Linked DNA regions of Homo sapiens: region 1 is linked to region 2. A link is a contact called in ENCODE Hi-C data. All regions are on one chromosome and are shown on one strand. The core of a region is the stretch at or near the end of the contact, and the rest is flanking DNA. Distances in the headings are between cores, read along the strand shown. Region 1 holds the start of MRFAP1L2 (Morf4 family associated protein 1 like 2). Region 2 holds the start of STX18-AS1 (STX18 antisense RNA 1 (head to head)).

Region 1 (6,962 bases), core at 4,463-6,962, 2.1 Mb after region 2:
CAAGGTTCTGGAAGAGCAGGTGCAACTGTTAGCAATTGCATTGTGGCCGTTTCTTGAAAATACAACGTGCAAGACACCACGTTTTACTGCCCCGCCCGGCTAGCAGTGGACGTGGAGACAGCTTTGTTGTTGTGGCCGTGATGCGTCCCACACTCCAGTGGCTCGCGCTTCCTGTACCAGACACTCCATTATGGCAGCTGCCTTTGGTGGAAGAATTTAGCATGACTCAGAATTGTGTCGAGCCCAGAATCTTACCAAACCCAGAATCAACATTGTTTCAGATAAATAAATAGTAAATTCTTTTGTTATTCCTAGACTATTCATGTAATGTGGGTTAAGTCATACACAATGTGGTCTGACCAGTTATTATGTGTAATGAGTGTTAAATGGAGTGTGGAACTTACCCAGATTTTCTGAATTAATTCTGATAGAAATAAATTCCACTTTCTATGTCTTTGCACAGTCGTTTGTGTAAAAGAGACCATCCTGTGCCATAATTAAGCACTTGAGGGAAGGCTTCTCCCAAACGGGCTGAAAGTTCACAGATGTGAATTACAGATGATCGGCATGAACTAAATGGCATCAGAGAAGGTGAAATTAAGGACTTTTTTTTCCTTTTGTCCTGGTTACCTCTGTCCACATCCCCTCTTCTCAGAGCCTGATGTGGCCTACAGCTGGCAGTAGTCTTGTAATCTTGATTGTAAAATGTACAAGCTGGCCAGGCGCAGTGGCTCACACCTGTAATCCCAGCACTTTGGGAGGCCGAGGCAGGCAGATTGCTTGAGCTCAGTTCAAGACCAACCTGGGTAACATAGTGAAACCACACCTCTACAAAAAAATACAAAAAAATTAGCCAGGTATTGTGGTATGTGCCTGTAGTCCCAGCTACTCGGGAGGCTGAGTTGCGAGGATCACCTGGGCCAGGGAGGTCGAGGCTGCAGTGAGCCGTGATCGCACCACTGCATTCCAGCCTGGGCAGCAGAGCAAGACTCTGCCTCAAAAGAAGAAAAATAGGACACAGAAGACACTTGGGTTTGGGTTGCAAAAGGGGTGAGGAGGGGTTTTGGAGATACAAAAGGAGTAAATATTGTTTCCTGAAGAGGATGCTTCAAGCCACAGTTTCTAAAGAGAAAATCCAGAACGTCTGGGCCTCCAAGCAAGATCCCTTCACCTGAGAGTGAGCAAATGAAGACATGGGGAAAAGAAGAGACTGGCATTTTAATGTATCCGGGATTATAATCCCACCTACGGCCATCAACTGGCTTTTGCTGCATGAGCCACCCTAAATCTCCGTGACAACAATAAACATTCCTCATGGTCTGCAGTTTGGCTGGGAGTTGGATGATCCAGGCTGGGCTCAGTAATGGTCTGCGGGCCACCTGGTCTAGGCTAGGCCTGTCTAGAGCAGCTTGGTTCTGTGTTTCTCTCACCATCTTCCCAAGACCGGTGCCCGTTCTTCTCATAGCGAAGGCAGAGACGCAGAGGAAAGCGAGTCCAACCGCGAAAGCCTCTTTCAAACCTGTGCTTGTGTCCTCTCTGTGAACCTCTCATTGGCCAAAGCAAGACATGAGGCAGAGAACATGGATGAATGAAGGGGTGGGGAATTGGGGTCATTTATACTACCTACCATCATCTGTGCCCACTGCCCCCATTATTCATGGAAAAATTGCCCACCCCCATCTAAGGACCCCCTTCCTACTTTCTTCCAATCATGGCCTCAAGCAAGAAGTCTAGCATCTTGTGAGCCACATCAGGTCCTAATATGGCTTTTATTGGTCTAGAAGCTTATGCACTTTTTGAAAAGACAAGTTATTGTCCACTTAGACCCAACATTCAGTGATGAGACAGGGACAGGATAAGGCCCATTGGTAAGGGAAGAATGAAGGGGTGAAATAGCAGTCACATAGCTATTTTGAAACTCGGTGGAGTAAACATTGCCAGGTCCTCTACTTTAAAGCTAGGGAATGTAAGGCTTTGGTTCTGCAACCTGGAAGTGGCTCAGCAGCACAGGAGTTGGCAAACATTTTCTGTAAAGATCTAAACAGTAAATATGTTAGGCTTTGTGGGCCACATACAGTCTCTATCACATATTCCTATTTCTCCTTTTCTTTTTTAAAGATATGAAAGTCTTTCTTAGTTCAGGAGCTGCAGTTTGCCATTGGTCCCCACACACTGGCCTGCACTGACACATCCTTCTTTTTCCATCACACTTCTGAAAAGGGCATTTTAAAATGCGCCAGTTTGGGCTACTGAGCCTGCTTTCTGCCGGTGGAAAGATTGGGAGTCTAGAAGTCCTTTGACACTTTGAACTGTCGCTTGGATAAGCTAGAGCATTTTTGCTAATATGTTCACCTCGAAACTTTTGTGGGTTTCCATGTATTTTATTCCATTCCACTCATACCAAGAGACAATTCTTTTTGAGGTGTGTTTAGCTCTCTAGACTTAATTACTGCTGTGTTTGTCACATTGGCTGCAGTGAGATCGTGACATTAGGATTCCTGGGAGCCTGCGCTGGGCAGAATTTAAGATGGCTCCTCCATGATCTTCACTCTCTGGGTGAAAACTGTCGGTCAGCCCATGCCCAGGATTGTTGATCAGTGCTGAAGGTCCTGAGGCTGTTTTTAGCATAGTCTAAAACTTAAGCAAAGCAATAATTATAATTGAGCAAGCAAAATTGTTCTTTAACATGGAATCGATGCTGTTACACAACCACATAAGCACTATTTTAGTCCGTTCACGCTGCTCTAACAAAATACCAGAAACTGGGTGTCTTCTAAACAACAGAAATGTATTTTCTGAGTTCTGAAGGCTGAGCAGTACAAGATCACGGTGCCAGCAGGTTTGGTGCCTGGTGAGGGCCCACTTCTGGTTCATAGAAGCCCATCTTTTTGCTATAACCTCCCACAGCAGAAGGGGTAAGGCGGCCCTGTGGAGTTGTTTTATGAGGGTGCTAATCTCATTCATGAAAGCTGAGCCTTCATGACCACATCACCTCCCAAAGACCCCACCTCCTAATATCATCACATTGGGGATTGCTTTGCAACATATGAATTTTGGGGGGACTCACATATTTGGACCATGGCAAGCCCCTTAAAAGCAGAGTTTTCTCCAGCTGGGAGCAGAAGGGGATGACAGAGAGGCTGGAAGGATAAGAAGGATCCGACATGCTCTTACTGGCTTTGAAGATGGAGAGGGCCACGTTTAAGGACCGGAGAGTGACCTGTAGGAGCTGAGAGTGACCTCTGGCCATCAAGCATGGAGGGTCCCCTTAACTTTCTGCTAGAGGTACACAGTGAATAAGCCTAGACACAATGACATGCAGTGGGTGCTTAATAAAGATCTCTTGGGAAATGAGCATTAAAGCAACATTTACTGGGCTCCTGCTGTATGCCAAGCCCATTTCAAGCTGAGGAAACAGATGACTAAACTGACTAAGTACCTGCCCCTAGGGCCTGTTTTCTCGCAGAGGCACTTATATAGTCCAGTGAAGAAAGAAATCTTCCAGAATGATTCCTAAAGGCATATTCAGAGCCTGGCAGGGCTGAGGAAACAGTGGTGAATCAGACCCACCTTGGCCTTGGGTGCCCACAGTGGGTAAAGCCAGACTCCAACTTACAGCCAAAGCCCCAGGCAGAGTGAAGCTTATACCCTTAGGAAAAAAGTAGGGGGAGGCTGGGTCACAGCACTCAGCATCAGCACCGAGGCCGCAGCTCTGTGTTCCAGGAGCATCTGCCCGAGGCAAGAGGGAGCGGAGGCCCTGGCTGGGGGCAAATCCCGACGCTGTGAGCACCTGGCTTCTCGGAGCCTGGAATATTCTAACGGGACCACTGAATTCGGTTGTTTATTATTTTTATTTATTTATTTTGAGACAGGGTCTCGCCCTGTCACTGGGCTGGGGTGCAGTGGCGCAATCAGGCGTTCAGAGCTCACCTCGGTCTCGACCTGCTGGGCTCAAGCAATCTTCCCGGCTCAGCCTCTCAAGTAGCTGGGACTATCGGCACGCGCCACCACGCCCAGCTAATTTCTTGTGTTTTTTTTGGTAGGGTTTTTTCCCTTGTTGCCCAGGCTGGTATGGAACTCCTGAGCTCAAGCGATCCTCTCACCTCAGCCTCCCAAAGTGCTGGGATTATAGGCGTGAGCCACACGCCCGGCCTGGGTGTTTATGATTTAGAATGTTGGTGAGAGGTGACAGTGTGCTGGCAGTCCTCACAGCCCTCGCTCACTCTCGGTGCCTCCTCTGCCTGGGCTCCCACTTTGGCAGCACTTGAGGAGCCCTTCAGCCCACTGCTGCACTGTGGAGGCCCCTTTCTGGGCTGGCCAAGGCCAGAGCCGGCTCTCTCAGCTTGCAGGGAGGTGTGGAGGGAGAGGCGCGAGCGGGCACCGGGGCTGCACACGGCGCTTGCGGGCCAGCTGGAGTTCAGGGTGGGCGTGGGCTTGGTGGGCCCCGCACTCGGAGCAGCCGGCTGGCCCTGCCAGCCCCCGGCAATGAGGGGCTTAGCACCCGGGCCAGCGGCTGCGGAGGGTGTACTGGGTCCCTCAGCAGTGCCAGCCCACCGGCGCTGTGCTCGATTTCTCACCGGGCCTTAGCTGCCTTTCCGAGGGGCAGGGCTCGGGACCTGCAGCCCGCCATGCCTGAGCCTCCCACCCCCTCCATGGGCTCCTGTGCTGCCCGAGCCTCCTCGACGAGCACCACCCCCTGCTCCACGGCGCCCAGTCCCATCACCACCCAAGGGCTGAGGAGTGTGGGCGCACGGTGCCGTTCTCGCAGGCAGCTCCACCTGCAGCCCTGGTGTGGGATCCACTTGGTGAAGCCAGCTGGGCTCCTGAGTCTGGTGGGGATGTGGAGAACCTTTATGTCTAGCTCAGGGATTGTAAATACACCAATCAGCACCGTGTGTCTAGCTCAGGGTTTGTGAATATACCAATCGACTCTGCTGGGGCCTTGGAGAACCTTTGTGTCTAGCTCAGGGATTGTAAACGCACCAATCAGCACCCTGTCAAAACAGACCACTCGGCTCTACCAATCAGCAGGATGTGGGTGGGGCCAGATAAGACAATAAAAGCAGGCTGCCGGAGCCAGCAGTGGCAACCGGCTCAGGTCCCCTTCTATTGTGGAAGCTTTGTTCTTTCTCTCTTTGCAATAAATCCTGCTGCTGCTCACTCTTTGGGTCCACACTGCCTTTATGAGCCGTAACAGGTCTGCAGTTTCACTCCTGAGCCGGCGAGACCACGAACCCACCAGAAGGAAAAAACTCCGAACACATCCGAACATCAGAAGGAACAAACTCCAGACGCGCCACTTTAAGAGCTGTAACACTCACCGCGAGGGTCCGTGGCTTCATTCTTGAAGTCAGTGAGACCAAGAACCCACCAATTCCGGACACATTGGGAACTTAGAGCAGTGCTTGGGACATGGTTATCAGCGTCAGATATTTCCTTAAACTAGCGTGAAGTCGACTTTAACCTTCCAGCAGTGTGAGTGAGGGCCCTGACCCTAGAATCAACGCCCAAAGAGCTGTGGCGCTACAGCGGGCGGGGACATGGGGTGCGCATGCGTGCGGGGGGGTACGCGTGCGTGCAAGTGCGCGTGCGCGCGCAGGACCGCTGAGGCGGGAGCCCCGAATGCGGTTCTCGCTTGCTGCGTGGCGGTAAAGGACCGCAGGTGTCGTAAAAGGGCCGCAGTGGCAGCGTCCTGGCCGACGGCTAGTAGCCCATTTTGGATACCGTCCTCGCTGCGGAAAGTTGGGGCAACCTGTTGCTAGTCTGGTCGTTGGTGACAGCGAGGCTTCCGCGCTCGCTGCTGGTGAGCAGCCCCGGCGTGCCCCGCGGGCTGGAAGAGGCGGCGGCGTGATGCGGCCCGTGGACGCGGACGAGGCGCGGGAGCCCCGCGAGGAGCCGGGCAGCCCGCTGAGCCCCGCGCCCCGCGCCGGCCGCGAGAACCTGGCCTCCCTGGAGCGCGAGCGCGCCCGGGCGCACTGGCGGGCCCGCAGGAAGCTGCTGGAGATCCAGAGCCTGCTCGACGCCATCAAGAGTGAGGTGGAGGCAGAGGAGCGGGGCGCCCGGGCCCCAGCACCCCGCCCGCGTGCGGAGGCTGAGGAGCGGGTGGCTCGGCTGTGCGCCGAAGCAGAGAGGAAGGCTGCGGAGGCGGCGCGGATGGGCAGGCGGATCGTGGAGCTGCACCAGCGGATCGCCGGCTGCGAGTGCTGCTGAGCCGGCGAGGCCGCGCGGGTCTGGAGCGGAGCGCGGCGGGGAGTGTCCCGCGTGGAAGGCGCTGGGTAGGCAGGGAGGGGAGCGCAGAGCCGTGCCACGCTCTCCGCGGAGTTGGTTTCATTCTTTTTTCATAGGTAATTAGAGAAAATAATTTGATATGTTGTTGTAAAGAGTCATGACCACTGGAAGTATTTTCAGGACGTAGACCTGGTGGGTCACTACGTGGGGGGAGAGAGGTGTGAAGCGGAGGTACATGCTGGAAACGTGTGAATGTTGTTACGAGATTGGAGCGTTTGCGATGACCTTCCTGCAGGTGGAAGCATTGTGCACAGGTGGTTGGGTTTGTTTGACTCCCGGATATGAGAATATCAAGCTCAAAATTTATGTTGTGATGATGAATTTCTCCCACTTGTACTTTAGGTGGCCAACTGACGAACTGTGTTCACCTGATAAGGAGTCGTGGCTGCTTGGACAGGCTCAAACCAAGAGAGCCTTTCGTTTTGTCTCCCCTGTTTTTCTGCCTGCGTTTTCTCCACATTAGCCACTCAATTTCCAGTACCATCCTGGCGGATGACTTCAGCATTAGATGGTCAGGTGTATTTTTTTATTAATAGGCGCATTCAGTTTGGAAAAGACAGCTTTTCATTAATGTCCCACGTAAAGGAATATGGCCTATACAGTACGTACGCTGCTGCGTGGTCATATTTGTTCCTGTGATCTTATTGTATTTTCAAAGTTTGGAAGTATACTCG
Region 2 (6,993 bases), core at 1,239-3,738:
AGTTGCATTGTCATGCGGTCCAACCCTGTGACATATGCACAAAGCTTTTCTCAAACATCTCTGAAAAGCAGTCATCACTCTGTTTAATCACTTCCAGTGACAGGGAACTCAGCACCCTATGGGACTGTTACTGTCCCTGAGGCCCATTAACTCAAAACTCAAACACATTTTCACCACTCAGGGAGAGGTGGAAGTGATCACAGGGCTCTCCAAAGGGCTTGCCAACCCAACTGTGCCTCCTGTCTCTACCATTCCCAAATCCCCCCTTTCCCTGAGCAGGACTCAAAATTAGCACAGTGTTAATAAATCAGTGGTTTCAGAGTTAGAAGGGACCCTTAAAAAGCCAATACTGTGATATTCATACCACAGTTCTACAAAAGGAATCTCAAGAAGTGCTTGGGCCAAACTGGGAGGGAGAGTGTCCTGTTTCTCTTCCTCTTATTTCAACCTAGGAAGCTCCCACTTTAATTTGTTACATATAGAGGACCAAGGTAGTTTTTTAAAAGGAGGAGGAGAAAAAAAGGACCATTTACAGGTAAATAAACTGAGGTCTTAAAACTTGCTTAATGAAATCATATAGCTAATAGTTGCAGGGTTCAGACAACAACCTCGTCTCTTGGCTCCTTCTCTGGTGCTTTCTCTACCAGATAACATCTGACCATCTACAGGGCAAAATTCAAACTCTGCAATGATACACAAAGCCCTTTAAGATCTCCGCGTCCAATTTTTATGAGAGTCCCACATTCCAGTCTCACTCAAATGTTTATTGAACCAACTTATGTCAGACTGTTACCTACCTCCACAGCTTAGCGCATACTATTCTCTTAGCCTGAGATGTCCTTCTGCACTGGAACCAACTAATCCTCTTTCAAGATTTGTTTTAGGCATCATCGCCTCTATAAAGCCTTTTCTGGTCCTCAGGTAGAACTGACCACATTCTTTTTGTGCCCTACACAACACCTGCAAGGCTTTATGGCACTTGTTTTATGTCTATGTCCGTCTACTCCACCACTGCTTTTACATCATATTACTCTAACACGAGGCTGGTCAGAAGGTAGGTGCTTCATAGACGGTCATCAATAGGGCGAGTGTATTCATCTGGTCCAATCCCCTTTCTAATGTTTAAGTATCCTCTGCTAACTGTCATTAATGCATGCATGACTACATTCATTCAAAAATATCTGAGTGTCTATACAGTGCCAAGTGTATGCCAAGCAGAGAAGGATTTACTGTGAAATTAATGAGGCTTAAGCTTTAGGGTCCCTCTCTTCAATCTTCCAAAGCTCTGAATCTTTCTTGGTGATTTTTATTTCTTGAAGAGGGCAGACAGAACTATATAAGCTGTAGGCCCCACAAAACCTAGATACCTCCTTGGTGTCACGAACACAAAAGGGAACAAGACAAACAGCTCTCCCCTTATGGAGTTTTCTGTTTAATGGGAAAGACAGCCATTTGTTCATTCACTCATTCAACAAACATTTACTAAGCAATGCTATGAGTCATGCATTCTGAGATGAAAACAACACTGTCCCTGCCCTTAAGGAAAAGGTTCCTGTTCCCAGGGAGATGAAGGGACACCTGCTCTGATCAGGGAACAGAAAGTAGTTGAGGTGACTGTAACACTGTGTTTGCGAAAGATTACCCTAAACCCGTCTCAAGAGGAACTGAGTCCTACTTATTGCAGAGACAAAGGGAAGAAAGAGTTCGGCTGAATACAGTTTTTAATCTCAACTAGGGGTGGGAGGCAGACAAGTAAATAGAACAGGCAAATATGGTGTGGTCAGTGCTGCAACAGGAAGCGAAGGACTGTCAGGAGGTTTCCCCTGAGTGCAAGTCTGTAGTGACGGCGAACTCATGACCTCACAAAGCCGCCCATGCACTTTCCAGATAGAGATTTCTGAGGATCTCCTTTCTTGTCCCCCAATCCCTGTCGCCGCAGGAGAAATCTGTTCCCCAATATGCGTCCCCCTTCCTCAAAATAAGGCTGTTCCTTCCCCCAAAAAGCTGTAGGGTCTCTGAGGCCAACTCTTCTGTCCCCCTTAGAGCCACCCCCTTCACACAATGCTTACGGGACGGGGTCTGGTTTGGGGCCCGGGGTCCCTGTCGCAGGACTGCCCCCTCCTCAACCCGCCGTTTCCATAGCAACCAGCTCACCACTTCGCGGGCCCGGCTGGAGAAGTCGCCCTTGGGCCGGGGGCTCCGGCGGAACAGCTCGTCCCGGCTGCCATCGACCCCGCCGCCCACCGCCACTCCCAGCGCCTTGTTCCGCGTCTTCACGGTCTTGACGCTGGCCCGGAATAGCAGCGTGATGTCCACCGCCATAGCGACCCGCACCCTCAGCCCCACACTAGGCCCGCCCACGTAAGCAGCCGGCGACCGCGGCGCGAACCCGGCCGCTGAAGGACTGGTCCTGCCCCACACGCCTCCCCCCGGCAACGGCGACGCGAGAAGAAAGGTTCCGGCCTGCGCCCTGCTACCGCGGCGGGAGGAAAAAGGTTCCGGCCTCAGCCGGCGCACCTGGCGGAGGAGGAACCTCGCGACGCGCTCTCGGGCATCGGTTTCTCCCAGCAAAGCTTGGAGGGTTTAGCTGCGCGGAGAGCTCAGCGAGCTCTTCTGTGTCTGTTTGGGGCGTGTGGGCTCCGGGAGCGTGAGGACCGGGAAGCTAGGAGGCTCCTTCCCTTCTGGCGGCTCCCTCACTGAGACCGGGCGGTTTGGTTGCGGGGGAAGTGGAGACGAGCCACCCTTGACCTTTGACTGCAAGAACTCACCTTGAGCAGGATAGAGGCACGTGGACGGTGACCCTCGGGATGCAATAAATGCTGAGACAGATCAGGTGTGCAAGGCACAGAGCTAGAGGCCAGAGGCCTTTCTTCTCCAACCTTCAGTCACCTCTTTTTAAAGTGAAGCCAGCATCCTCCTCGGGGTTTACTGTGAAAATTAAGTGAGCTGACGCGTGCTGTGTTTTGATGTTGCTTGGCTCCTAGTAAGTGGCCAATAAATGGTAGTAATCGTTAATAATGTTATTATTATAATCACTGTTATTTGTGGTAAAGGAAGAGGCTTTAGAGAAAAGGCGTCACCTGTGCAGAGATTTGAAGGATGAATAGGAAGTTTAGATGGAGACAAAGGTGAAAGAGTGGCCCTAATGCCGCTGGATTCTCTTCATCCTTCATGCATAGTTTTTAATTGTACCGTCTTGAGCCATAGCTATTAAAATTGACAACTCAATCAATGAGTTTCTTCTGCATTTTAGGTTCATGTTCTGTTTTGTGTTGTTTTTTGAGACGGGGGTCTACTATGTTGCCCAGGCTGGATTGCAGTGGCTAGTCAGAGGCGCCATCCTAGCTCACTACAGCTGGAACGCCAGGGCTCAAACGATCCTCCCGGACTCAGCCTCCTGAGTAGCTGGGACTATAGGCACGTGCAACCGTGCCTGGCCTATGGTTCAGTTTTAATTCAAAATCTCATTGATTTCTTCAAGATTTCTTTTTTCATAAAGAGGAAGCACAAGTAGAATATGTATTAAAACAGCAGTTTTAATGGTCATCAAGATAAAATTTTCACAATACTAAGATGTTATTTGCCTTTTCGCTCTGATTTTCTTATGAGTTGCATACAGTTGAGTTTGCTGGAGACTGTGATATTGCAACGGAGTAAATGCAGAACAGCTGTTTTCTATTAAGCCAGACTCCAAAAAAAGACTTTCAAAAACATCAAGTTTTTGTTTTGATTTCTCATATAGTAAATGTCGATAATGTCAATATAAACCAAAATTGTTTAGAGCCCTTAATAATTTTTAAGTGTGCAAAAGAGTTGAGACCAAAAGTTTGAGAACCACTGTGTTAAAAAAATAAAGTTTATCAGAAATAGATGTCAAGAAAGTATATATTTACCAGAAAGGAGGAAGGAAAAGATTTTTTTTTTCTTTGAGGCGGAGTCTTGCTCTGTCGCCCAGGCTGGAGCAAGCTCCGCCTCCCGGGTTCACGCCATTCTCCTGCCTCAGTCTCCCGAGTAGCTGGGACTACAGGCGCCCACCGCCACGCCTGGCTAATTCTTTTGTATTTTTAGTAGAGATGGGGTTTCACCGTGTTAGCCAGGATGGTCTCGATCTCCTGACCTCGTGATCCGCCTGCCTCAGCCTCCCAAAATGCTGGGATTACAGGCGTGAGCCACCGCGCCCGGCCAGGAAAAGATTATTTAAACCCAAACTGTAGCCACTTCTTGCAGTTTAAGGAAAATAAATTTCCATACAGCTTTCTTCCACCTACTGAGGAAAAGAGAAAGAAATTACAAAATCTCTGCCAATGATTCTATCTTGCATAAATGGCCCTTTGTTTAATCCAGACATTAATCAGTTTTTGGCCATGCAAAGTTAAGCCTGGGGTAGAGTAGAAGGAAAGAGAGATTGCCCTGCATAATAAAGTGAGGGGGATTGAATTGGGGGGAAGAAAAGAGAAGCCAGAACCCAGGGAGGGGGCCGGGAAAGTACAAAGTAGGTAACTGGGAAGGATCTTTGAGTGGGAGGGAGGCTGAACTACACCAAGCCTTCAGTGAGTGGTGCCTTGTGTAAACCGTGTGTTTGGTGCAGTTGGATATTTTGGGTAGAAGGGTAGGGACAAAGATCTAAGTTTTCTGTCTGGATTTGCAAGAGCAGAGAAGATTGTGGTGGATATAAGACCCAAGTGAGCTCAAAACATCAGGCTGTAAATCCACAAGTGACCACAAGTACATAAAATTCCTAAATAAGTCACAAAGATCTTGAGGAGGCTGCTGAACTTTCCACAGACCATGGGATATGGGGTTGTGCTTTTTACATTTTGTGTTTACTCTTTAATTTAAAAGAGCAAAGTGACTTCAGTTGACAGTTGACTAATATTAAGCCCCATAAAGCTGAGAGGGGATGTGGGTTAAAAGGATGTGCAGAAATGTTGTGAGAGTATACTACTGCAACTCCAGGGCTCAAACAATCCTCCCGGCTCAGCCTCCTGAGTATCTGGGACTATAGGCGCGTGCCACCATGCCTGGCCTGTTGGAGGTAGCACACAACTGCCCAGTTGGATGTAGTATACAAATTTTGTTTTCTTTATGCATTCAGCAAACATTGAGTGGGCCAGACACTGTTCTGAAAAATACGCAGTCGACTTTTGAACAGCACAGGCTTGAACTGCATGCGGCCACTAATACTCGGACTTCCTTCTGCCTCTGCCATCCCTAAGACAGCAAGACCCACCCCTCCTGCTCCTCAGCCTACTCGATGTGATGATGGTGAGTATGAAGACCTTTACTTTATGATGATCCACTTCCATTTAATGGATAGTAAATATATTTTCTCTTCCTATGATTTTCTTAATACCATTTTCTTTTCTCTAGCTTACTTTATTGAAAGAATACAGTATCTAATACATATGACATGCAAAATATGTGTTAACGGACTGTTTATGTTATTGATAAGGATTCTGGTCAACAGTAGGCTATTATTAGTTAAGATGTTAGGGAGTCAGAAGTTATACACAAATTTCCAACTGTGAGGGGTGGAGGAGTCATCAAGGATCAACTGTATTGGCACCCCTAAATATAGCTCACTACAGCAGCAACACCTATGCAAGGAGACTAGATGTAGGCTGCCAGTGAAAACCAACGTGTAATTTCTGGGCAGCAAATTTAAGAGCTAATGTATGATTCACGATGCTCTTTTCCCTCTGCTATGACAACCCTTAATGTTCCAATGTTCCATCAGCCTGAGTCCTTAAGTAAAGATGACATGGAGCATAGCCAACCAAGGACATTGTATTAGTCAGAGTTCTCTAGAGGGACAGAACTAATAGGATAGGTGTATATATAAAGGGGAGCTTATTAAGGAGTATTGACTCACATGATCACAAGGTGAGGTCCCACAATAGGCCATCTGCAAGCTGAGGAGCAAGGAGAGACAGTCCAAGTCCCAAAGCTGAAGAACTTGGAGTCTGATGTTCCAGGGCAGGAAGCATCCAGCACGGGAGAAAGATGTAGGCCAGAAGACTAAGCCAGTCTAGTCTTTCCATGTTCTTCTGCCTGCTTTTCTTCTGGCCATGCTGGCAGCTGATTAGATTGTACCCACCTAGATTGAGAGTGGGTCTGCCTTTCCCAGTTCACTGACTCAAACGTTAATCTCCTTTGGCAACACCCTCACAGACACACCCAGGAACAATACTTTGCATCCTTCAGTCAAGTTGACACTCAATATTAACCATCACAGACATGTACTAAGATTGAGAATTGTCCACAGATTTGTGGGTGTTTGTTAACTGCAGCATAATTAGCCTGTCCTGATTGATGACAACCCATATCTAGGTATCTACCAAAACAGGAATATTAGATGTATTCTCCACTCACCATCGTAACAGTATTATTCCTCAGTGAATGAAGCATGGAGAGGAAAGAACAGTTGTGCCTAAACCTAACCAATGGAAAAGACCAGGCTGGCAGGGACAGAGTGGCAGAAACCTTGGAAGACTGTGACCATGGCAGGGTAGAATTTATAACACAAGAGGAAAGGCCTTCAAAAACATATACCTTCACGTTAGGAGGTAAACTCAATGAAATTCATTGAAAACCATTTTTCCCCCCTCAGGGACTCTGGAAAGGACCCTGACTCTAGGGGTGGGAAGCTCAAAGAAGAAGCTTTTGTTCCCAAGAGGGAACCTAGATAAAGAATTCAGGGTGGATTTCTCTTGTTTTTTTTTTTCTTTTTTTTTTCTTTCTTTCTTTTTTTTTATTTTTTTATTTTTGAGATGGAGTTTTGCTCTTGTTGCCCAGGCTAGAGTGCAATGGCGTGATCTCAGCTCACTGCAACCTCCACCTTCTGGGTTCAAGCAATTCTCCTTCTTCAGCCTCCCAAGTAGCTAGGATTACAGACGTCCTCCACCATGCCCAGCTAATTTTTTGGGGGGTGTGTATTTTTAGTAGAGATGGGGTTTCACCGTGTTGGCCAGGCTGGCCTCGAACTCCTGACCT

The links. Hi-C counts contacts between places; a loop is a spot of excess contacts on that map. Pooled maps may share reads with other maps.
Region 1: a pooled map shows a loop between it and region 2 (8-fold over the local background). The contact joins the promoter of MRFAP1L2 here to the promoter of STX18-AS1 in region 2. A Hi-C loop is called at or near these places in 7 of 50 pooled maps.

The regions. Positions count from the first base shown.
Region 1 is chr4:6,668,363-6,675,324 of GRCh38, forward strand. MRFAP1L2 (Morf4 family associated protein 1 like 2) reads left to right here and starts at 5,713. Exons shown (of 1, transcript NM_138699.3): 1 at 5,713-6,962. The coding sequence starts at 5,851. The coding sequence ends at 6,210. LINC02482 (long intergenic non-protein coding RNA 2482) reads right to left here and starts at 5,519. Exons shown (of 2, transcript NR_134665.1): 1 at 5,322-5,519; 2 at 2,366-2,631. RefSeq lists an enhancer at 4,707-5,315 and a silencer at 5,788-6,017.
Region 2 is chr4:4,539,643-4,546,635 of GRCh38, forward strand. It overlaps STX18-AS1 (STX18 antisense RNA 1 (head to head)), which reads left to right and starts at 2,489. Exons shown (of 6, transcript NR_037888.1): 1 at 2,489-2,833; 2 at 5,096-5,265. STX18 (syntaxin 18) reads right to left here and starts at 2,406. Exons shown (of 11, transcript NM_016930.4): 1 at 2,155-2,406. The coding sequence starts at 2,322. It overlaps LOC124900165, which reads left to right and starts at 2,489. Exons shown (of 6, transcript XM_047416490.1): 1 at 2,489-2,833; 2 at 5,096-5,265. RefSeq lists enhancers at 2,276-2,555, 2,280-2,574.